2 separate regions of the Homo sapiens genome follow, and region 2 is linked to region 1. Evidence: read pairs that join two places in POLR2A ChIA-PET (ENCODE). Cell type or tissue: CD4-positive, alpha-beta T cell. All regions are shown on one strand.

Evidence for each region. Peaks named below come from ENCODE experiments on the same cell type or tissue, not always from the same donor. Only the 100,000 strongest peaks of a DNase experiment are listed, where the experiment ranks them.
Region 2: POLR2A ChIA-PET joins it to region 1 with 13 read pairs; 8 of 35 experiments call an interaction of 5 or more read pairs at or near these places.

The regions. Positions count from the first base shown.
Region 1 is chr6:13,694,840-13,699,839 of GRCh38, reverse strand. RANBP9 (RAN binding protein 9) reads left to right here. Exons shown (of 14, transcript NM_005493.3): 2 at 2,944-3,055. Among named protein-coding and RNA genes, the nearest start is that of RANBP9, 14 kb to the left of the region's middle. In CD4-positive, alpha-beta T cell, no CTCF peak of the experiment used is centred here; no DNase peak of the experiment used is centred here; H3K27ac peaks cover 2,529 bases.
Region 2 is chr6:13,806,682-13,811,681 of GRCh38, reverse strand. It overlaps MCUR1 (mitochondrial calcium uniporter regulator 1), which reads left to right. Exons shown (of 9, transcript NM_001031713.4): 2 at 4,638-4,757. Among named protein-coding and RNA genes, the nearest start is that of MCUR1, 5.4 kb to the left of the region's middle. In CD4-positive, alpha-beta T cell, no CTCF peak of the experiment used is centred here; no DNase peak of the experiment used is centred here.

The sequences.
Region 1 (5,000 bases):
TGCTCAGGCTGGAGTGTAGTGGCGCTGTCAGGCCCTTGCAACTTCTGCCTCCCAAGTTCAAGCGATTCTTGTGCCTCAGCCTCCTGAGTAGCTGGGATTACAGGCGCACACTACCATGCCAGGCTAATTTTTGTATTTTTAGTACAGACAGGGTTTCACCATGTTGGCCAAGCTGGTCTTGAACTCCTGACCTCAAGTGATCGCCCGCCTCAGCCTCCCAAAGTGCTGGAATTACAGGCATGAGCCACCACGCCCGGCTCAAAGGAAATGCCCAATGAAACATTTTAGATTTTGGATTTTTGGATTTAGGATGCTCAACTGGTAAGTATGCACAAATATTGTAAAATCTGAAAAAAATCTAAAACACTTCTGGTCCCAAGCATGTCAGATAAGGGATACTCAACTTGGACTGGTCTCATTTAAGAAATAATATGAAACCTTATAATCTTGCATTTAAACTTTTCCTTATACCTTTTACATCTAATTTAAATTTTAATTTAAACATGAAACAAATCTTTTTAGTTTTAATATTTACAGAATTTATCTGCAATTAGTGAATCCTAACAAATATAATGGATCCTTGAAGATTTATAACTGGTACTTTATAGTAATTTTTGCATAATGGAAAAATGTATGGGATTTTAATTCATGCATGGATCTAATATATGTTTCTACCAATTTGGGGCTGGGTATATAATGTGTAAACATTTTATTTTTTTTTCTGTAGGCCCATGACAGATTACAGATTTCTTCATTTCAAAAAGTGAGGTTAAATAATACCTATTTCGTAAATGTTGAAAGAGAAAAATCCATACAAAAGCACCCAACTCTTTGAGAGACTGTTTACTTTCAAATATTGGTTTCTTTCTCTTTTCCCGTAGAAGTAGTCAGAATAGGACATGGGGATATGTGAAGTGATCCCCGAATGTTCATTGTAACTAAATCCTTCATGTGGGTTCAGAGCTCACACTAGATCAGGTTTCTTGAATTTAAATCCCAGCACAAATCCTGGTTTGGAATTCGCTTTTAGCAGTATGACTTTGGGCGAGTTTCATTATCTTCCCTTGGATTCCTCAACTGTGAAATGATAATAGATAGTACCTACCTCATGGGGTTGTTTTGGATATTAAATGAGTTAATAAACTTAATGCTCTTAGAGCAGTGCCTTTCACACGGTATTAAATATATGTAACTATTATTTGTTATTAAGAATACTTTGGGATTACTTTATCACTAAAAGTTTGGGTCACTCCCCTTAAAAAATCAGTGGATTTAGAACTGCAGTTAGATTTTGTTTAGATAGTTTTCTATAGATTTATTTGTAACAATCTAATTTTTAAATATGTAGTTTCCATGGCCTTTTCTCAGGTAACTTAATTATTTGAACATATTTTGACTGAAAAATGTGTTTTACTGCCACCATAATTAAATTTTATTAAAAAGTGACTAGTGCACAGACTTGTGCAATTGTTTCTTTTCTGCTGCTTAGCTCAGTGTAAATCTATTACCTGCATCATATGTTGAAGTAGTTTTGATGCATGTAAATACTGTTGCTTCCATTTTTGTCTTGCCTAGCCAAGCTTGTTGACTCCTTATGGTCACCAGGCTAAAAGAACTTCTGCCCATAACCCAAGTTTTCATGGTAATGGAAGGAGTGGCAGAATTCATTCCATTTTTTTGTGGGGGGAGTGGGGGGTGTGAACATGTACTAATTTGCATTGCAAGTGTAAACTTAAGTGTTTAATAGTAATAAGGCATGTGTTGGAAATTTGATAAATTTGGTCAAGTGTGTGGTAAGGGAGGATATGATCTCATTCATGTGTGATGATTGTATATCTTAAGATACAATTTTTGACTTACAAGAAGGTATTTAGTTTTAAAACAATCATAAATTTAAGGAGAATTCTGCTACCCATGAAGATAATTTTATAGTATGACTGAAAGATTAATGCGAAGTTTGTATTGCGTGGAGCATATTTAACTAGAACACCCCAATAATGATTTAGAGTATTGTTTCTCATGCAGTCCTTTTGGGGATATGGAGACTTGTCTCACTCATACTCTATGAGTACTTTCTGACATGCTACTTCAACTTCTTTCTTTATTCTTCCATGGTTTTGTGGACATATTTTCTCTTAATATTGTCTACATGCTAGCTTTCAAGGTAATTTGTGTCTTGGGCGAGAGGTAGGGGAAGTGATTGTGAGTTTAGCAAACCCTGTGGGATTAGAATTGAGGAATAGCTGGTTTAAAAAGTTTGAAAGCCATTATCTAAAAGATTTTCTAAAGTGTCAGCAGTGGCATGGTGTTACTTCTGTTGTTTAAAAAGAAAAAAATACGTTTAGAAATTAGATGTATTTCTCAATAAGCTATTATTGGCCCAAGAGATTTTATGAATCAGCTTTAATTAATAAGACTATACCAAAGAACAAAACTGTAAATTCTTAAGAAAGCTGTTTTGCCAATTCAATCTAATTGTGTAAGATTTCACTTAGAAATATACAATACAGATGCTTCTGGTTTAAAGAGCCAGGACTTTGGCAAGAGTGTACAGAAATTATATAAGTTATATGCAAATTTAGACCTGATAAAATTGAGATCTTTCTCTCATGTTCTTCATACAGCCTTTTTCCTCTTAAAAATATAGTGTACTCTATAATGTCTTTTATTTAATTTGCATAAAAGGCTGCTAGGTTCAATTTCCATATTTGGATTCTGCAATCTTAATAAAACTAGTAATAGTGTGAAGAGTTCTGTGGTTAACTTGGGCTATTTTGCATATTGGGTTCATGGTGATGATAAACGTTTTATTGAGTATTTGAACTGATAGGAGCAGAAATAATACATCATTCCAAAAACCTATATGTTCCTGAATTGTTTAAGGTTTTCATCTTTCAGTGAATATCTCATGTGACTTCTTTTTTCCTTCCTGTTTCTATGCAGGTCATGGCAAAACCCCAAAAGATGCCGCGTCAGTTCGAGCCACGCATCCAATACCAGCAGCCTGTGGGATTTATTATTTTGAAGTAAAAATTGTCAGTAAGGGAAGAGATGGGTAAGTAAATTTTGGTGAGAAAAATCGTTTGCTAGTTTTTTTGTTTTGGTTCATAATGTTTATGATGTAATTGGAAAGTTGGAATCCTGGAAATTTTGCTAATTGGAAAAGTGGAATCTGAATATTTCAGTATAACAGATTGGATCTGGTTATGCTTAAATACTAGCTGAAGTTAAAGCTTGAGTTGGTGATATTAACTAAGCTTTTCTGGTAGGTTTATTATTAAAATGGAGAATTTGGAATTAAGGAATGAAGGGATGGTGACTCATTTTCCATGACTTTTCTTACACTGCTTTTTCGTGAATTCTGCTAAGAAGTTAAATCCTCTCAAACTAGTAATCATAGTCAGTTGGTGATTCATAGGTATTTTACAGATGTTGGACTTAGAATTTTAGGTTTCAGCTGGGAAATGTGTATTTGTATGCTCTCAACTAGAGGAGATTTTCAAGGTTTAGGATGTGGTTTAGAAATTTCCAAATGAGAATTCCATGGTAGGGCCTGGAACCAAATTTTATATCATTGCTTTTCAGCTTGGGATTGGTGTGTGGTTTGTATGGGTATCAGAATTCACTTATGAGACTATTAAAAATATAGTAATTTTTGGGCCTTACCCCAAAAGTTCCTAAATTAGGATTTTCAGAAGTAGAGCTTTGGGCAAGATAGGCATTTTGAGAAAGCTCCACACTGAATTTTGGTGCCTATCCCTGGTTAAGCACTAATTACCTAGAATCATTGGATCTATCCTATAGTATTTCCTGATAACTTTATTGCATATCAGAGGTCTCTTAAAGCAGTCATAGGGTCTTTAGTTGAGTTACCAAGACAAAGCTTATTGAGCTGTGTGGATAAGTTGCCCTGTGAGGTCAGTCAGATGGACCTCAAATCAAACCCCTCTTAGTGGTCCTCCTGTGTTTAATTAACCAAATAAGTGTATTCAGTAGATTACTCCTTTATCGGCTGAATATTCTCGATGTCAACAGTATGAGCAACAGAAAATAAAAACTTGGAATTCAGTGACAGCTTTTTATGTAACTGCCTCAGTTTTCTTAGGGTAATCAAGCCAAAGAGAAAATCAGAGATGCCAAGGATAGAGTGGTTGAGAGAGGCCCATATTGAAATAGGCACACGATTGTCACCATTTCTCACTTTACAAGCTGTATAATCAGTAAGCTGATTCTTTTTATACTTCAAATTATATGAACTTGACCTCATATTTGGCTGCAAATACCCTGATGATTCTCAAATCTAATGCTACATCTTAGCTTATTCCCTCGAGCTCCAGACAATGTGTCTAACCAAATGTTTGCATTTGAATGTCCCACAGGCATTTAAATTTAGCTTGTTTAAAATCTTTTTCTGAAAAAAAAAAAAAAAAAAAAAAAACATTTGGTTGGTGGTTTCACTATTGCTAGAAACTTGAGAATTTCCTGCTTTTAACTTTTCTGTTCATCTCTACTGCCTCTCCCTTTGTCAGATCTCAATTATTTATCTGCTGAATTACTCTCAGATAGTTGGTTGATGGGTCTCCAGTTGCTGCCTGTTTTGCTCTTATTCTAGTCTATAACTGTTGTCAGGGTTCTTAGTAATAAAAAACTGAGTTGCCTCTACCCGTTTTTTGAGATATCTGTTGCTTCAAGGATAAAATGTAGAGCTTCTTAACAGGACCCCTCAGATCTGACTAGCTCTTGGGTCATTTTTCAGTCTCTTTGTAGCCAGGATACCTTACCCTTTTTCTTTTGTTTTTAAAATTAGGTATATTTTACACATAGTAAACTTTATTCTTTTTAGTGTACTGTTCTGTGAGTTTTGACAAACATGTATAGTCATATAACCAGCATCGCAGTTGATATGGGAGACTCCCCTTATCTGTGGGGGATACATTGCAAGACCCTTTGTGGATGCTTGAAACTGCAGATAGTACTGAACTCTATATATACTATGTTTT
Region 2 (5,000 bases), 110 kb before region 1:
CGAGCTCCCTGACACATGGGGCAGTCCAGTAGAGTTCTGGGGCAGGTGAGGTGGTCCTTAGGAGGTCCCCTGGAGAAGTGCTTTCATTCCTTCACTCCCACTGTTTCTCAGGCTAGGTCTCTTCTGTGTTGGGCAGACATCCTGGGTCTCTTCTCATGGAGGCCAGTTTTAGTCTCAGGACTGGAAATAAACTAAAAAAGAGGTACCAGATTTAAGTGAGCTCGTTTATGTGAAAAGGGAAGAACTGAGGAGAAAGGAATTCATCTCAAATTTTCCCTCTAGACAGTTTCATAATCCAGATTGTAGAAGTCATTACAGTTCAATTACCAAAAAAAAAAAATTATTCCTAGCCTGCTGTATGCCAGGCCCCTTGCCAGATGCTAAAGATAAAAAATGAGCAAGACTGGCTGCTCCTGGGCAGCTTGGACAAATAGATGATACAGATGAGGAAATAATGTAGTAAGTGCTACGATGAGCTATCTGTACTGAGCTGAGAACACAGGTATGGGCTCAATAAAGGTTGCTCCCTTAGCTGGGTGGAGGAAGCAGAGAGAACCATAAAGTGTAAAAAAGAAAATGCCACACCTGGAACATAATGTATACTCAGTAAATTGGCAATTTAATGAAGAAGGGTAAAAAGAATGCTTAAAGTTTAACGATTGGGAAAGGGGAGCAAGCCATGCTTAAGCATGCAATTGCAGGAAATAGAATAGCTTAGGTTGCTAGAAAGAAAGCTGAAAGGATAAGCGTGGTCATAAATAGCAAGGGCTTTGTATGCCAGGTCAAGGACCTCCTGTCATAGCACAGTGGTTCTTTGAATCTCAGGGCCCAGTTTTACCAACAAACACAAACACACATAAGTCATTGCACTTTATATTGTGTCAGTCTGCAAATGGTTCTTGATACAGATATGGATTATTGCATCTCTTGCACTCATCTGGATGCTTACAGTGACCACAGCTACCCTCCCCTTCCCAAGCTGTGAGTAGGCTGGGAACAACTCCCATAGGCTGCAGCAAAGCGTCACATTTGTAGGGTTCAGTCCATTTTTTTGTTTTGTTTACTCTCGATTTCATTATAGGGTAATCGGGGTGAAGGACTGAGAGTGGAAGCTGATCAGCTGGAGCATCTTTCTGGTCATTCAGAGGCCTGCTGGGGAAACCTTTGACCTTTGAGTTGGCAGGTGACCCTTCTTGCTCCTACCAGACTTCTACAACACCAGACCTCAGACTGGTGCCAGTTAACGGCAAAATTAGAAAAGTAATGACAAATATGTAGCAAGATTTTCATATACTAAGTTGATTAAATGGAAGTTCTTTTGATTGTTCATCTTTTTTTTTCTTTTGGTGTCATAATGTCTTTTTTAGTACAATATTTAATAGTAGTAGTAAGCAGCTATATTTAAAAGTTCTTTCATGACACAATTAAAAATTGGCAACTCAAATATTGTTTATTTATTTTTAATTAATTTTTTTTTTTGAGATGAAGTCTCGCTGTGTCACCTAGGCTGTAGTGCAGTGGTGCGATCTTGGCTCACTGCAACCTCCGCCTCCCAGGTTCAAGCAATTCTCTTGCCTCAGCCTCCCGAGTAGCTGGGATTACAGGTGCCTGCCACCACGCATGGCTAATTTTTGTATTTTTAGTAGATACGGGGTTTCACCATCTTGGCCAGGCTGATCGTGAATGCCTGACCTCATGATCCATCTGCCTCGGCCTCCCAAAGTGCTGGGATTACAGGCGTGAGCCACCACGCCCGGCCTTTAAATATTTTTTTTTTCGATACAGGATCTTGCTTTGTCACCCAGGCTGGAGTGCAGTGGTGCAATCATAGCTCACTGCAGCCTCAAACTCCTGGGCTCAAGCCATCCTCCTGCCTCAGCCTCCCAAGTAGCTGGGAGTAGCTGGGAATACAGGCACACACCACCACACTCGGCTAATTTTTTTTTTTTTTTTTGAGAGGAGGTCTTGCAGTGTTGCCCAGGTTGGTCTCGAATACCTGGCCTCAAGTGATCTTCCCACCTTGGCCTCTCAAAGTATTGGAATTACAACCATGAACTAGTTCACCTGACCCAATTAAAAAAAAAAAGATTTTAGCAGTTCATAAAATCCAAAAGCCAACTGTACCATATACTATACCACCTCCCTCAGATGAGTACCTTGAAACAAGAAGTTTACAGAATGGATTGGATCTGTGGCTAAATGCACAAAAACTTATAGAAAAGGTAATGTAAAAATTGTTAGAACATAGCTCTCTAAAGATAGGCTTTTGCAAAGACATTACAAGAAAAGAATGCTATTGACCGATATCTCTTATGATTAAAGATGAGAAAATCCTTAACAAAATACTAGCAAGCCAAATCCAGCAACTTATAAAAAGTACAATGTACTTAAAGTATAATGTACTTTAAAGTATAATGTTCCTAAATAAATGGAAAGACATCCATGTTCATTGATCTGAATACTTAATATTAAGGTGGCAGTACTTTTCAAACTGATCTACAAATGTAACACATCCCTATCAAAATCCCAAGTGGTTTTCTTGTAGAAATTGACACACAGATCCTAAAATTCATAGGGAAATACAAGAAAACAAGAATAGCTAAACAATCTTGGCAAACAACAGAGTTTATAACCCACACCTTGGGAGGCTGAGGTCGAGTCTGTAGTGAGCTATGCTTGCACCACTGCATTCCATCCTGGGCAATAGAGCGAGACCCTGTCTTAAAAAAACGTCAAGAGCAACAACAAAAAAAACACTTTCTGATGTCAAACTTAAAACAAACTTAAAAGTAATCAAGAAAGTGTGGCACTGGCGTAAGGACAAACACATAGATCAATGCATTAGAATGGAGAGCCCAGACACAAGGCCTCATGCTTACAGCCCACTGATTTTCAACAAGAGTGACAAGACATTTCAGTGGAGGGAATGGTGCTGGGACAACTAGATATCTACATGGAGAAGAATGAAGCTGAACCCACTACCACACACCATTTAAAACACTAATCCAAAATGAGGAAAAGACCTCAATGTAAGAGCTAAAACTATAAAACTCTTAGAAGACATGGGTGTAAATTTTCATGTACTTGGATTACCTAGTGGTTTCTTAGGTATGTTATCAAAAGCACAAGCAACAAAAGAAAAAAGCACAGGCAACAAAAGAAAAAACAGATCAATTGGACTTCATCAAAAGTAAACTTCTGTGCTTCAAAAGACAGTATCGAAAAGTGAAAAGACAACCGACAGAATGGGAGAAAATATTTTCAAATCATAATCAGATAAGGAGCTTGTATCTAGAATATATGAAGAACTCTTACAGCTCAGTAATAGAAAGACAACCCTATTAAAAATGGGCAAAGGACTTTGCCTTAGTCTGTTTTGTGCTGCTATAAGGAGATACCACAGACTGGTACTTTATAAAGAAAAGAGACACATTTCTTGCAATTCTGGAGGCTAGGAAGTTCAAGATTGAGGGGACCACATCTGGTCAGGCCCTTCGTGCTGCTTCATAACATGGCAGAAGGCAGAACAGCACACGTGTCGGGGAAGGGGTGGCAAACTCATTCTTTTATCAGAAACCTACCCCCAGGATAGCAGCATTAATCCATTCATGAACAGAGCCCTCCTGATAGCCTAGTCATCATCCCTTAAAGGACCCACCTCTCAACACTGTTGCTTTGGGGATTAAGTTTTCAACACATAAACTTTGGGAAACACGTTCAAACCATAGCTGACTTGAATACACATTTCTCCAAAGAAGATATCCAAATGGCCAACAAGCCCATAAAAAATGCTCAGCATCATTAGTCATCAGGGAAATGCTGATTAAAACCACAGTGAGATACCACTTTACGCCCAATAGGATGACTATAATTTTTTAAAAACCCAGATAATAGCAAGGGTTGGTGAGGATGTGGAGAAATTGAGACCCTCGTGCGCTGCTAGAAGGAGTGTAAAATGGTATAGCTGCTTTGGAAAACAGTCTGGCAGTTGCTAAAACAAACATGGAGTTATCATATGATCCAGCAATTCTACTCCTAAGTATATTCTGAAGATCATTGAAAACAACGTCCATGTAATTCGTAATCGCTAAGAAGTAGAAACAGCTCAAGCATCCTTCAACTAGTAAATGGATACACAAAATTTACTGTAGCTATACAATGGAGGAGTATTCAGCAATACAAAGAAATAAAAGTACTGACGTGCTACAACACGGATGACCCTTGAAAACATGCTAAGTGAAAGAAGCCAGTCACAAAAGACTATATATATTATATGATTCCATTTCTATGAAATCTTCAGAGTAGGTAAACAAAAGAGACAGCAAATAGACCAGTGCTTGTCCTGGGTATGGTTGGGGGCAGTTGAGAAGGGCTGGGGGAATTGGAAGGTGACAGCTAAGGGGTACAATTTGTCTTGACAGTGATGAAAGTATTCTAAATTTGATTGTGGGATGGTAGCACAACTCTATGCCAAAACCTATTGAACTGTATGCTTGAAATTGGGTGAATTGTATATCTCAACGAAGCTGTTATAAAGTACCACGAAGGCTTTGGGGTATGCCTTATTTTCTCTGGGTGCTGAGTTGCTTTTGTTTTGCATGAAGTCTGTTTTGAGCTTACTGTCCTTTCCACCCTAGAGCTAAGCTTGTCTGCTGGATCCCTGCAGCTGGAGCGCAAAAGGAGAGATTTCACCTCTTCTGGGAGCAGGAAACTCTACTTCGACACTCATGCCTTAGTGTGCTTACTGGAAGACAATGGTAATCCTCTGTCATTCGTCATTTAGTGCCTTAGAAAAACACTTTAAATTATGACTTCTCTTATGGTTTCATTTAATTTCTCATGTTCCTCTTTGACTTCTATTTTTTATTTGTGTTTAATTAATTAATTTATTTAGAGACAGGCTCTGGCTCTGTCACCCAGGCTGGATTGCAGTGGCGCAGTCTTGGTTCACTGTAACCTGCCTCCCAGGCTCAAGCCATCCTCCCACCTCAGCCTCCCGA